Regions from separate parts of the Homo sapiens genome. Here region 1 is linked to region 2. A link is a contact called in ENCODE Hi-C or POLR2A ChIA-PET data. All regions are on one chromosome and are shown on one strand. The core of a region is the stretch at or near the end of the contact, and the rest is flanking DNA. Distances in the headings are between cores, read along the strand shown. Region 1 has its middle 36 kb from the start of ERMN. Region 2 overlaps LOC105373714 (a long non-coding RNA gene).

What was found. A loop is a pair of places that touch in the nucleus more often than their neighbours do. ChIA-PET counts read pairs that join two places held with the same protein, here RNA polymerase II (POLR2A). Pooled maps may share reads with other maps.
Region 1: a loop to region 2 is called in a map with no recorded cell type, with 5 times the contacts of the local background. The contact joins two enhancer-like sites. A Hi-C loop is called at or near these places in 1 of 37 single-sample maps with no recorded cell type and 4 of 50 pooled maps. POLR2A ChIA-PET finds 5 or more read pairs at or near these places in 1 of 52 experiments (naive thymus-derived CD4-positive, alpha-beta T cell).

What each region holds. Positions count from the first base shown.
Region 1 is chr2:157,358,354-157,365,382 of GRCh38, reverse strand. No RefSeq gene overlaps it. Among named protein-coding and RNA genes, the nearest start is that of ERMN, 36 kb to the right of the region's middle. Within about 2 kb of position 1,667, at least 2 of the 41 ENCODE cell types and tissues checked have a DNase peak (open chromatin) inside an H3K27ac peak, as active enhancers do.
Region 2 is chr2:157,896,432-157,903,216 of GRCh38, reverse strand. All of the region lies in intron 1 of LOC105373714 (a long non-coding RNA gene), which reads right to left. Among named protein-coding and RNA genes, the nearest start is that of ACVR1, 23 kb to the right of the region's middle. Within about 2 kb of position 4,501, at least 6 of the 41 ENCODE cell types and tissues checked have a DNase peak (open chromatin) inside an H3K27ac peak, as active enhancers do.

The DNA of each region.
Region 1 (7,029 bases), core at 418-2,917, 540 kb after region 2:
TTGCACTTTTCAGGCATATTTCAGGCCTTTATCTTCTATTTTTTTCATCATCTTTGCCTTCACATTTTCTTTTTTACTTTTATTTTGTTTTCTCTGCATTTTTTACATCTCTGCTGACCAAATTTTATTAAGATTAGATAATATGTTGGTGGGGCTTAGTGAAAGAAACACTGTGCAAAATCTATGGTCTTGTGTAAAATGTAAAGACAGAACTAGTCTGTTATAAGAAGGAGATGGAAAATTTTACATACCCTAGGATCCCTGGTCTTCCTACAATGATAACAAAAGCTAGAGACAATATTTACTTTTGTTCCTACAGGGGTCACAATGCAGTGCTTCATAATTCTCTCATATCTGGTCAATGCTTCCTCATTCTCCAACCTTCTGCTGTGTAGATACTCCTTATTTTTAATGTTACCTTTGAACTCCTACCATGAAATGCAGTGAGCACCATAAGATAGACTGAGAAATAAAGTATGGAAATTGTTGCCTTGATTCCTTTTTTTATTTTGTAAATCACATCAATCAGAGGAGCACATTGGTTTTACCCCTATAGTATATACTAAATCTGACCACCATTTTTGCTACTCATCTGCCTGCAATGGTAATCTAAGTCATCAGCTGTTTTTGCCTATACTACTGAATATTTCAAATACCTAAATGATTTGCCTTCTTTCATTCCTATTTCCACCCCCATCTAACCAGAGTAAGCTTTTAAAATATAAATTAAATCATATCACTTCTTTGCTTAAAACTCCCCAATTGCTTCTCTTTGAACTTGGGTTAAATCCATTCACTTCCACAATTATTCTTGAGGGATCTGTCTCTTGCCTACCACAGACCATATTTCTTGTATTCTTGAGGGACCTGTCTCTTGCCTACCACACTGGCCATATTTCCAACCACACTCTGACTTCTGTGCTTCAGCCACACTGGTCTCTTTTCTCTAAACGTGACATGCTTACCATTGTGGTTCCCTGTTCTATAATTGTTCTTCCTGCCAGGGTTCGATTGGCAGGCTTCCTCTCATTCAGTTCTTCACTTCTTAGAGAGCTTGTCTTAGTTACCTAATCTAAATAAGCTCTTCCTTGTCCCCATTTTCCTTATTCAGTTATCATTAATTTTCTTTACAACTCTCATCTCCATCTGAAATTATGTATTAATTTATGTCCTTGTTTACTGTTTGCCATCTTAAAACAGAATTGTAGGTTTATTCAAGCATTGTACTCATTTATCTTGTTGACTGCAGTATCCTGTGTCCTGAAAACAGTGCCTGGTACTTTGTGGATACACAATAAATATTTGTTGAATGAATGAATATCCAAAGAGAGTCATGCATTGAGAAAAAAAAGAAGATATGTGGCATCTCCTACTTAGATCATGAGATCTTTATGAGTTAGCCACAGCAGGAAGATTTGTTTCAACCCAGTCTATGTTATGAACATAAAGATATTTAAATAACTCATCCTCATGTCATTTCAGTAACCAAGAATTTACTGCAGCTTTTCAGCTGCTCAGTGAAATGATTCCCAGAGGCTAAATGTGTAACACATTAAAATAAACATTTTTTTAAAACACCTTGGATGTGTGTATGACAAAAACCACACAGGGCATCTATTTTTAGAGTAATATGTCACGTGATGCTTAATTATTATCTCTGCTTATGCCAGAGAACAAGAAGTGTGTCATGACAGTCTCCTGGGTGTTTCCCCTAGGATTTCTTGTCTAAGCTGTAACTCAATTTGGCTTGCACCGCTTAATATGAAATATAAAATAATTGGTGGTTCTATACTTATGAGTCATTCAGGAAAATCAAATGGTAGAAAAAGTTGGGGAGAGAAAGAGGAGAACTGAGGAAGAAGAGCTAAATGGTAATAAGTCAGTCACCTAGGGGGATGCTGAAATTTTTTTGCCTACTTGAAAATTTTTAATGTTTCATTTTCTTCTGTGCACCAAACAGGTACTCTATAGTTGTTTGAAAAAGTCTATTTTGCTAACTGAGGAAGACAAAATCAATGATTTAAACTGCTTCTGGATTATTGGTTAAGAGTATTATAAAGATTTTTCAAGTTAAAAAGAATTAGCATACTGGTAAAATTTAATTTCCACACCTTGAAAGTCAAGTGATAATTTCTCAGTTTTTCAAATGGGGAAACCGAGTCTCAGACAAAGAGATTTGCTTAAATTCAGCATGTAAGAGCTACGGTGGAATATGTAAAACACTTAGTTATGTCTGTATATGTTTATATCTTATTGTCATTTCTCTTTGATCTCACTTATTAATAAAGGGTCTGGATTAGGGGTGTCTGTTGGAAGAAGTAATAGTATTTCAATTAGGCTGTATTAGTTTGTTCTCACAATGCTATAAAGAACTGCCCAAAACTAGGTAATTTATAGAGGAAAGAAGTTTAATTGACTCACAGTTCTGCATGACTGAGAGTGGGGGGTTCAGGAAACTTACAATCATGGTAGAAGGGGAAGCAAATATGTCCTTCTTCACATGATGGTTGGAAGGAGAAGAATGAGAACCAAGCGAAGGGGGAAGCCCCCTTATAAAAACATCAGATATCATGAGAACTTGCTCACTATTATGAGAATAGCATAGAGGAACCGCCCCCATGATTCAATTACTTCCCCCTGGGCCCCTCCCATAACACATGGGGATTATGGGAACTACAATTCAAGATAAGATTTGGGTGGGGGTGCAGCCAAACCATATCATTCTACCATTGGCCCCTCCCAAATCTCATGTCCTCACATTTCAAAGCACAATCATGCCCTTCTAAATGTGCCCCAAAGTCTTAGTTCATTCCAGTATTAACCCAAAAGTCCATGTTCAAAGTCTCATCTGAGACAAGGCAAGTCCCTTTTGCCTATGAGCCTGTAAAATCAAAATCAAGTTAGTTACTTCCAAGACACAATGGGGGTACAGGCATTGGGTAAATGTTTCCATTCCAAATGGGAGAAATTAGCCAAAACAAAGGGGTTACAGGTTCCATGCAAGTTCAAAATCCAATAAGGCAGTCATTAAATCTTAAACTTCCACAATGATCTCTTTTGACTCCATGTCTTTGACTCCAGGTCATGCTGATGCAAGAAGTGGACTCCCATGACCTTGGGCAGCTCCACCCCTGTGGCTTTGCAGGGTACAGCCCCCTCCTGGCTGCTTTCATGGGTGGCGTTGAGAGTCTGTGGCTTTTCCAGGCACAGAGGGCAAGCTGTTGGTGGATCTACCATTCTAATGTCTGGAGGATGGTGGTCTTCTTCTAACAGCTCTACCAGGCAGTGACCAAGTGGGGACTCTGTGTGTGGTGGTGTCCAATCCCACATTTCCCTTCTGCACTGCCCTAGAAGAGGTTTTCCATGAGGGCTCTGCCCCTGCAGCAGACTTCTGTCTGGACATCCAGACATTTCCATACATCCTCTGAAATCTAGGTGGAGGTTCCCAAACCTCAATTCTTGACTTCTGTTCATGCACAGGCTCAACACCAGGTGGAAGCTGCCAGGGCTTGGGGCTTGAACCTTCCAAAGCCACAGCCTGATCTATACCTTTGCCCCTTTTACCCACAGCTGGGGTGGCTGGGATGCAGGGCACCAAGTCCTGAGACTGCACTAAGCAGCAAGGCCCTGGGCCTGGCCCAGGAATCCATTTTTTCCTCCTAGGCCTCTGGGCCTGTAATGGGATGGGCTGCTATGAAGGTCTCTGATATGCCCTGGAGACTTTTTCCCCATTGTCTTGCTGATTAACATTCAGCTCCTTCTCTATCACATCACCAGGCTGCACACTTTCCAAACTTTTACACTCTGTCACCTCTTGAATGCTTTGCTGCTTAGAAATTTCTTCTGCCAGATACCCTAAATTATCTCTCTCAAATTCAAAGTTCCCCAGATCTCCAGGGCAGGGGGAATATGCCACCAGTCTCTTTGCATAGCAAGAGTTACCTTTATTCCAGTTCCCAACAAGTTCCTCATCTCCATCTGAGGTTACCTCAGCCTGGACTTCATTGTTCATATCACTATCAGCATTTTGGTCAAAGCCATTTAACAAGTCTCTAGGAAGTTCCAAACTTTTCCGCATCTTCCTCTCTTCTGAACCCTCCACATCTCTAGGAAGTTTCAAACTTTCCCACATTTTTCTGTCTTCTTCTGAGCCCTCCAAACTGTCCCAGCCTCTGCCTGTTACCCAGTTCCAAAGTTGCTTCCGCACTTTCAGGTATCTTTGTATCAGTGCCCCACTCTCTGTGGTACCAATTTACTGTGTTAGTCTGTTCTCACACTGCTATAAAGAACCCCTGAGATTGTATAATTTCTAAAGGAAAGATGTTTAATTGACTCACAGTTCCACGTGACTGGGGAAGCCTCAGGAAACTTACAAGCATAGCAGAAGGAAAAGCAAACATGTCCTTCTTCACATGATGGTTGGAAGGAGAAAAATGATGGCTGAGCAAAGGAGGAGGCCTCTTATAAAACCATCAGATCTCGTGAGAACTTGCTCACTATCATGAGAATAGTATGGGGGAATCCACCCCCAGTGATCAATTACCTCCCACCAGGCCCCTCTCATGACATGTGGGGATAATGGGAACTACAATTCAAGATGAGATTTGGGTGAGGACACAGCCAAACCATATCATAGGCTTTGTATTAAATATGATGCCAGTAAACCTATGCTTTCCATAAGCCCTAATATTTTTTATCAATATTAAGAAACAATAATGGCTTAGATCTATACATTCATGTAGTAGAACATTAGTGTTGGAAGGGACTTTTGAGATTTTATTTAACCTCTAATACAAAACAGAAGCATCTTCTAGAGTATTTCTATGAGATGGTGGTCCTGGATAGTCCATTTATAGTGTCCACCATTTATTACCTCTTAAGGACTTCCTTCATATAGGTTGCAGTGTTTGCTGTCTTGTGACCGTAATGTTCTGGTCACAACTGAGAGGATTATGGCTGGGTAGCTGCTACAAAGGCAACTATTTGGAGAAAGAAATCTGTAAGACGGCCTGGTGAGAGGAACTTAATAGTGATGCACTGTATTCGATGTTGAGAGGACAATTCAATAAGATTATCTAGTCTGGGTGTGGTGGCTCATGCCTGTAGTCCCAGCACTTTGGGAGTCTAAGGTGGGTGGATTGCTTGAGCTCAGGAGTTTGAGACCAGCCTGGGTAACATGGGAAAGCCCTGTCTCTACAAAAGTACAATAATTAGCAGGGTGTGGTGACATGCACCTGTGGTCCCAGCTACTCAAGAGGCTGAGGTAGGAGGATCACTTGAACCCGGGATGTCAAGGCTGCAGTGAGCCTGCACTCCAGCCTGCGTGGCAGAGTGAGACCCTGTCTCAAGAAACAAAAAAGATTATCTAGCAGGACATTTTAAAGTAAGTCACGGAGAAAAATCATCAGATAGCAGAGATGTCAGAAGAAAAAACACCATAGGAAAAAAAAAACTAGTGTGGAAAAGTCATGGGGCAGGAGAAGCCTAGAATAGGAGTAGCCATGAGAAGCAAAGACATCTGTTGCTTGTGGGGCAGTTAAATCATTTACAGCAGAAAAGAGAAGTGAGATCTCAAGTGTAGTTGATGCCATTGAGTCAAGAGAGCAGTTCTTTGATGACCAAAGATGCTATTGAATTACGGACATCCATACATACATTTCCATTTCTTCTTTAAATATGAGATTTCTGAAATTTCCTTTTTTACTAATAAATTTCCAGGGTAAGTAAGGTAAGTTAGGTGACTGGACAATGCCTCTTTTCTGTGGCAAGTTCTAAGAGACTATTTAATTTGATTGGATTTTCTCTAATTTTTGGTCAGTCTATTTTCTTCTGAGACAGCTTGTTGAAACATTTTATTTATGTTAAACCTAAACTGAATTCCTTATCATTTGTTAGTCCTAGTCCTGGACTCTAGAGAAACACGAGTTAAGTCTACATCCTTATTTTAATGATGATCTGTTAACTATAGGAACATAAGTATCACATCTTAGTTACCCTTAACAACCCTAAACCAGTCATATATTTATGTCAATTAAAATATTATTTCTAGTTTCTCCGGTAATATTATATAACATCACTTCTATAACTTTCAACTTAATTGTCAAAGTCTGCCACTCCTTTTATTTGTCAACACTCTATTTAAAGGCTTAATTCAGAGCCAGACATATATCTTAATCTCCCTTGATACAGACAGTACACTTCTATTAAATTAGCCTAAGATTTCATTAACCATCAGCTTCATCATCATCGTCTGACTCATGGTAGTCCACCTCCAGGGCATTTAAAAGGCATTCTTGGCCTGAATTTTGTTCTTGAATAATGGGACTTTAAAAATATCAATGCTAGATTTAAATTTGTCTCTATTGAATTTAGCCTTAGTGATTTGGCTCTATTATAGCTTTTTGCTGTCTTTTCCAAATTGTGTTCTGTGGAAGATTCATGTCCACAAAAGTAGTAATTACACACACACATTTATACAACACACGTACACATACATATATTTTCCACCATGTTATAAATTTGATAAGTTTTAGGGTAAAGAAGGGTTAAAAAAGTTATCTCTGTACAACCTTAGAGCCTAATCTCTAGCAGAGAGAAATAGTGTTGGCTGTTTCTCAAAAATTTTATTATGGAACTATTTTGTTGAATGCCTACTAATATTTACAGGAACACAAATACCTTTTTGACCTTAAACATGTTATGAATCTTCCTGAATCATAGCCTCCTAATCCATAACATGGGGATAATATTTGTCTCATAAGGTTATTGTGAATGTTAAAGGAGATGATGTATTTGAAGTACCTCTTTTAGTGTTTGAGCCATATAAAGGGCTCAAACAATGTTTATTCTTATTACTATCTTTTAAGATTTTTATTTCACTATGTGATTTTTCTTGCTATATTTTTATATTTTGTCATCAAAATTCAAAAAAAATGCTCATGTACGTCTTCATTTTTAAATAAAATTACCAGACCTCTTCTAAATTATTTCTTTATTCTTCATATTATGTACTTTTATGTAGAATTATCT
Region 2 (6,785 bases), core at 3,252-5,751:
ATTGTGTGACTCAAGAATTGGTGTTGAGGGGTGGGTGGGACCCACCCTAGCAACTCCCAATAAACCCTGGCAGGTGATTAGCCTTCAAGTGGACTAAGCATGTATACTTTTCTTAAGTATATATTAAAAAGCCCAACTGCTAGTCTGTTGTTCAGAACAGAGGAGAGATTTTGTTTAATAACATATTGTGTTTTTGAAAAGCAAAGTTGACTCAGGAACAATGACACATACCAGTGGATACTGAATTTCTACTACACCCACTCCTTGGTGCAACTGGGGCAGTGGCAAATTGTAGGATGCAACTGAGTTCCCAAATGTACAGGAAAAAACTGCGAGGGGGCAGGAGAAAGGGAGGGGAGGGTAGTGCCATGACCACAAACATGATATGAGGAATATTCTTGATGATCTAAGATCTCAGATCTGGTCCTTCCTTCTGGAAGGAAGAAGACATCAGAACTCAGTTCCTCTTCTGCACCTCCCCACTCACTAATGACAATGCATCAAATTACAAATGACAGATTCCAAAAAGGCAAAATGATACCAAGCTTGTTTTTTTTTTAATGAAATATTCCAGGAAAAAAAAAAGCATAGAGAATAATAAAAAAACACACTCATGTGCCCACCACTCAGTTTATGAAATAAAACATTGCAAACATAGGCCAGGCGCAGTGGTTCATGCCTGTAATCCCAGCACTTTGGGAGGCCAAGGCAGGCGGATCCCTCGAAACTAGACATTTGAGACCAGCCTGGGCAACATGGTGAAACTCTGTCTCTACTAAAAAATAAAAAATTTGCCAGCGTGGCAGTGTGAGCCTGTAATCCCAGCTACTTGGGAGGTGGAGGTGGGAGGATCACTTGCTCTCATCTTAAAAAAAAAAAAAAAAAGCAAATACAATCAAAGTCCTATCTGTGTATTTATCAGCATTCTTGATGATTTCCTTGTTTTTTGTTTCTTTTTTGTTTTTTGCTTTTGAGATGGAGTCTTGCTGTGTCACCCAGGCTGGAGTGCAATGGTGCGATCTTGGCTCATTGCAACCTTTGCCTCCCAGGTTCAAGCGATTCTCCTGCCTCAGCCTCCCGAGTAGCTGGGATTACAGGCGCCTGCCACCATGCCTGGCTAATTTTTGTATTTTTAGTAGAGGCAGGGTTTCACCACGTGGGCCAGGCTGGTCTCGACCTCCTGACCTCAGGTGATCTGCCCGCCTTAGCCTCCCAAAATGCTGGGATTACAGGAGTGAGCTACTGCACCCAGCAATTTCCTTGTTTCTTAATACAAAGATTTATTATTGTTCTCTTTATATAGGATGTTATATCTCCAGCTTGTATTTCATAGGAGTAATTATCTATGATTCCTCCTCCTCTTCTTTCTACATTATTCAGATTTACAGAAATTCTGTTTAAATTTATGCCTTTTCTTTCCAGAAGTTCCTAGTTTCCATCACTGAGTGGTAATCAGCTATAGCAGGTTTGCCAATGTGGGATCCAAAAGCACCTTTCCTGGTTAAAGTCAAATGAAGACGATTTTCCTCAACCTCTGCTAAAATGATACCCCAACATACCTTAAGAATCTTCTGACTGTTACATTATAGGAATTGATACCCAGTCTCTAAATTCTAGACTTTATATACTTTCTGCTACATCAAAGTGCCTTTTCTGCAGTTTAGGAGACTGCCCCCTGCTGTAACCATCAGCTCTATCCCTTCTGTGCTGATCAACATCTTTGCAAATAGAAACCTTGATTTACAAGCCCCTTGTATTCTGCGTAAGCCACCTCCAGTTCTATCCTGATCTCCTAACCACGACCTCAGGGAGAGCTTCTAACTATAAATAAAGTGGTTTTTACCAACTCAGTCAATTCTCAGATTTAAAGATACATTGGTCCCAGTGCAGCAGGCTATAGAAGTCATGGTAGTTTCCCCTCTAGAAGCCATCCCCACCTATTCTTGGGTCATAGACCCCTGATTTTGTTCAGGCATCAGGTAGCCACATGCTTCAGGAAAGCTGGGTCCTTCTCCAGCCCCAGAGCCAAAAAACCAGCACTGTATTTCAGTTAAGAGTCTGGTCTCATGATTCCTTCATAGGCTCTTGTGTGACCTTAGGTAAGTTACTAAAACTTTGTGTGTCTTGGTTCAATTTCTTTTGTCAGGGATTGTTATAGCTGACTTGCTGGGGTTGGCAGAGTTAAAACAAACAAACAAAAAATCTGAGAACTTGTTAATGCTCCTGAGTCACTGAATTAACCAACCATAGAATATACGCTCCCTGAAGGCAGAGATTATTGCCTGCTTTATTCACTCATACATCACCAGCACCAAAAACAGTGCCTGGCACTTAGTAGGTGCTCAATAAGTACTGGTTAAATTGCATTGACTTGAATCTCAGACTCATTAAATTGCAGGCAAGACTTTTTGTTATGTGACATAATAAATACCCAGCCCAAAGCATCTTGATACATAAATACCCTTTGTCTAGTCAGTACCATTCTTTCCTAGGAACTGTCCCCTCCACATGTTTACAAATATGGCAGCGATGGGAGCTGAGTTAATACATTGTGACCCAGTGGCTACCATTAATTCATTCAGGGGTGGCTACCTGACCCAAATGGGATCAATCTTAACCCTTTCCCAGGAGTTTGGAATTAGACTAAGACTCAGGTCAATCTTGCTGCTGTTTGAAAAGGAAGAAACATAAGATGTGGCCTATTGGCAGTTGTGTTTCCCATGTGCACGCATGAACACTACAGCAGGTTAGCTGGCAGCAAGCAAAGAAGGAAGCCAACTGGCAAAACAAAGACAAAAGATGGACAGAGAGTGCTTGTGGTATTTAAGTGTGGTTAAGTGCGACCCACCTACATTCCAGTTCTTGGAGTCTGGGAAACACATGGATTTTCTTATGATAGTCTCTTTTCTCCTTAGGCTATTTTGAGTTGGGCTACTGTTAATTGCAGAGAAAAGATCCTAAGAGGTTTTTTGTTGTTGTTGTTTTAATTATAGTTATGAATTCTGAGTAAACCACACCTTACTTCCTGTAACTATTATATGCACCCATGAAAGGTAAACACTTTAAAAAAAAAATAGGGCCGGGTGCAGTGGCTCATGCCTGTAATTTCAGCACTTTGGGAGGCCGAGGTGGGCAGATCACGAGGTCAAGAGATCGAGACCATCCTGGCCAAAATGGTGAAACCCTGTCTCTACTAAAAATACAAAAATTAGCTGGGCATTGTGGCATGTGCCTGTAGTCCCAGCTACTTGGGAGGCTGAGGTAGGAGAATTGCTTGAACCTGGGAGGTGGAGGTTGCAGTGAGCCGGGATTGCGCATCTGTACTCCAGCCTGGTAACACAGAGAGGTTCTGTCTCAAAAAAAAGAAAGAAAGAAAAAAAAAAGAAATGCTGAGGGACAAATATAACCCGAAACATAACCATAAAACCTTTGGAAACTTAAACGAGAAACAAACTCTGAGTACACTTGTCTCAAGTCTACCTTTAAGCCATCCTCTACAGCCCTTGCACTCCAGTCCTCTTCTTTTGTCCATGCAAACATGGTGACCAATGAGATTCTTCACTGTTTACAATGGTGTGCTCCACTATCATCCCCTGGTTTTTCCATGTGGCAAACTCCGTAACTGGAAACCCTTTCTATTCTAGCTGTTTAGTACATAACTCCTAAAGTTCTCTCTTCTCGTCAGCTTTAAATGACTTCATGGTTGGTTTTGCTTTTATTTTTCTCTGAGGTTTCAATGTACAATTCCAGGAACTAGCTATCTCTATCAACCTGAAACTGTGCCTGGGTTCTACGTTGATAATTTTTTACTAAGCCACAGGGACCATCTGGTCTAAGGTCATGACTCTGTTTGCCATTTGTGCAGCTGCCTGCACATCTGTAGGTTCCGATGCATTCTTTTATTATTGTCTGCTTTCTATTGCATGTTGTCAAAGGCCTGGGGACTGCATCTGTTTGAATTTTGTCTGTAGGGCTCCGAACATAGAGCAGTGTGTGGTTGGGAACACAGAAAACATTACTTTCAGCAAACTGGATTCATAAAGAGTCATGATGAATGGAAATGATGAGGGAGATTTGAGCCCAGGAATAGGGACTGGGTTTCCTATTTACCTCCTCACTAACAATGATGCTTTTAAATGTTCTCGCTCTGAACAACTTTATCAATGCTTTGAGCTGAGACCCACTCACATAATGATTATTTCCTTGTAAGTACTTATTATTTAGTTGAGTTAGCTCTTTCAATATGAAGTTTTTATACTGGTTTTTAGAATTGTTCACCATACATTCTCTTTAACATGTATTCTCTTAGTCTCTCTTTCTGTCTCTGTCTCTCTCTACACACACACACACACACACACACAAACACACACACACGTTCATTTGAACTCAGGTTTTAATGCTGGGTCTATACTTGGCCAACATCTTCAAGGTCACTAATGTTACTTCTTGCCTCTGCTGTGTGGGAGCCAGAGTGTGAGTCATCAGGGTGAATAATGCCTCTGTGATACTACCAGATTGTGTTTGTCTCCACTTCAAAGCTCTTAGTTTTAACAGAATAGTATTTCTCCATCCCGCCCACCCAAACAGCAGTCTAGATGGCTGAGAGGCAACAGTTATATGAACAGTAGTATCATTTCCATAGGATGGGCTACTCCCCACCCGACCCATATTCCTCAAAAAACCTGCAGGACCCTTTATAGAAGTTCTCAGGCAACATTCTAGTCAGGTTTTGTTGACTAGAGATTACAGCTCATCACCTCTTTTTTTTTTCTTCTTTCCTTCCTCCTTCCTTCCTTCCTTCCTCTCTCTCCCCCTTCCCTTCCTCTCTCCTTTCCCTTCCCTTTCCCTTTCCATTTTTGAGAGGGAGTCTCACTCTGTCACCCAGGCTGGAGTGCAGTGGCGCAATCTTGGCTCACCGTAACCTCCGCCTCCCGGGTTCAAGCGATTCTCCTGCCTCAGCCTCCCGAGTAGCTGGGATTACTGGCGCTACCACCACACCCGACTAATTTTTTTGTATTTTGAGTACAGATGGGGTTTCACCATGTTACCCAGGATGGTCTCAATCTCCTGACCTCATGATCCACCAGCCTCGGCCTCCTAAAGTGCTGGGATTACAGACATGAGCCACTGTGCCTGGCCTCCTTCCTTCCTTTTCTTTCCATTCTTTTTTTGCCTCACATAGGTCTATAAATCTGCCATTTCTGATCCATCTTCAGTGATCTTTTTTTTTTCATAGTTCACTGCAACCTCGAACTCCTGGGTCCAAGCAATCCTCCCATCTCAGCCTCCCAAGTAGCTTGAACTACAAGTGTGCACCACGGCACCTGTTTTTCAGTTACTGCTCTTCCCTTTAATCTTTCACTTTCTTTTTCATTCACCAAAGACTTTATGACTGAGTTTGTCAAAAAAAAAAAAAAAAAAAAAGAGAAGCAGTGAAAGGAAGAACAGAAGAAAGGAAGCAAGCAAGCAAGCAAGCAAGCAAGCAAGCAAGCAAGCAAGCAAGCAAGCCAGACAGACAGAAAGAGAAAGACCAGACATGGTGGCTCATGCCTGCAAGCCCAGCACTTTGAGAGGCTGAGGCAGGCAGATTGGTTGAGTCCAGGAGCTCAAGACCAGCCTGGGCAATGTGGTGAAACCCCGTCTCTACAAAAAATACAAAAATCAGTTGGGCATGGTGCACATGTAGTCCCAGCTACTCAGAAGGCTGAGGTGGGAGGATTGCTTGAGCCCGGGAGGTTGAGGCTGCAGTGGGCTATGATCATACCACTGCACTCTAGCCTAGGCAACAGAGCAAGACCTTCTCTCAAAAACAAAAACAAACCAAAAAAAGTCTTTAAACCCAAGAATCAACTCCCACTTCCACAGCCTCCTTGTGGCTCCTCTCACAGGAACACTTTATTTTAAAAGTCATGTGACTCTGGTGAGACTACAGTGCAGAGTGGCCATGATGGAAAGAATAATGGTGGAACTGCTACCATTGAGCACCTAATCACAGTGCCAGCTGGTTTACACACCTATTTCAGTAACTCCCCAAAACTGAAGTAAGCCTTATTATCTTTTTTACCCATGAGTAGAGTGAGGTTCAGAGATACTCAATAACTTGCCCAAGATCATAGCCATTAAGCAGAAAGGAGGAAAATAACCAACTCTGTACGGTGACGAGATTCATGCTTTTTTTGGTCAGGGGAGGGGGGCTCAGTTGCTTGGTGAGAGAGGAGATATTAACCTGTCTAGACTTCCTAGTTTTTCTATGTCCTGCCTTTCTTGCTGCGAATTTATGGGATAACTTGAGAATATAATTTTCTCTGATCATTCCTATGTCACTTCCCAAAGCATTTCTCATTGTCGTCAATGGTATCTGGGTATATTTCCCCATACTCATGAATAACATACCTTAGAAATTTTGCCAGTCCTCATTCGTGTCCTACACGTGTTAATCAAATGTCTTCTAGGCCTAGGGTAATGGTGTATAATCTATCATCCAAACTGGGACACTTTTGAGATGAAAAAGAGTGCTATTAATAATTATGCTGGGCACACTGGGATGTATGGCCACCCATTTAGAACAAACTATAGTCAAGCTAATGTCTCCTATGGACAAGGAGGGTATGAGTAGAATAGTCCAGCCTTAACTAGACAGAGAACAGAGGTTGTGGGGGAGAGAAGCTAAATCTACCAAATTCCAACCGTTTTGTCTCACTAGCAGTTGTTGTATTTCTGGGCCTGAGTGTGTGTGGTGAAAGAAGGAAGGTAGCTGAAAACCTCTCAGAATTAGAATTATCACT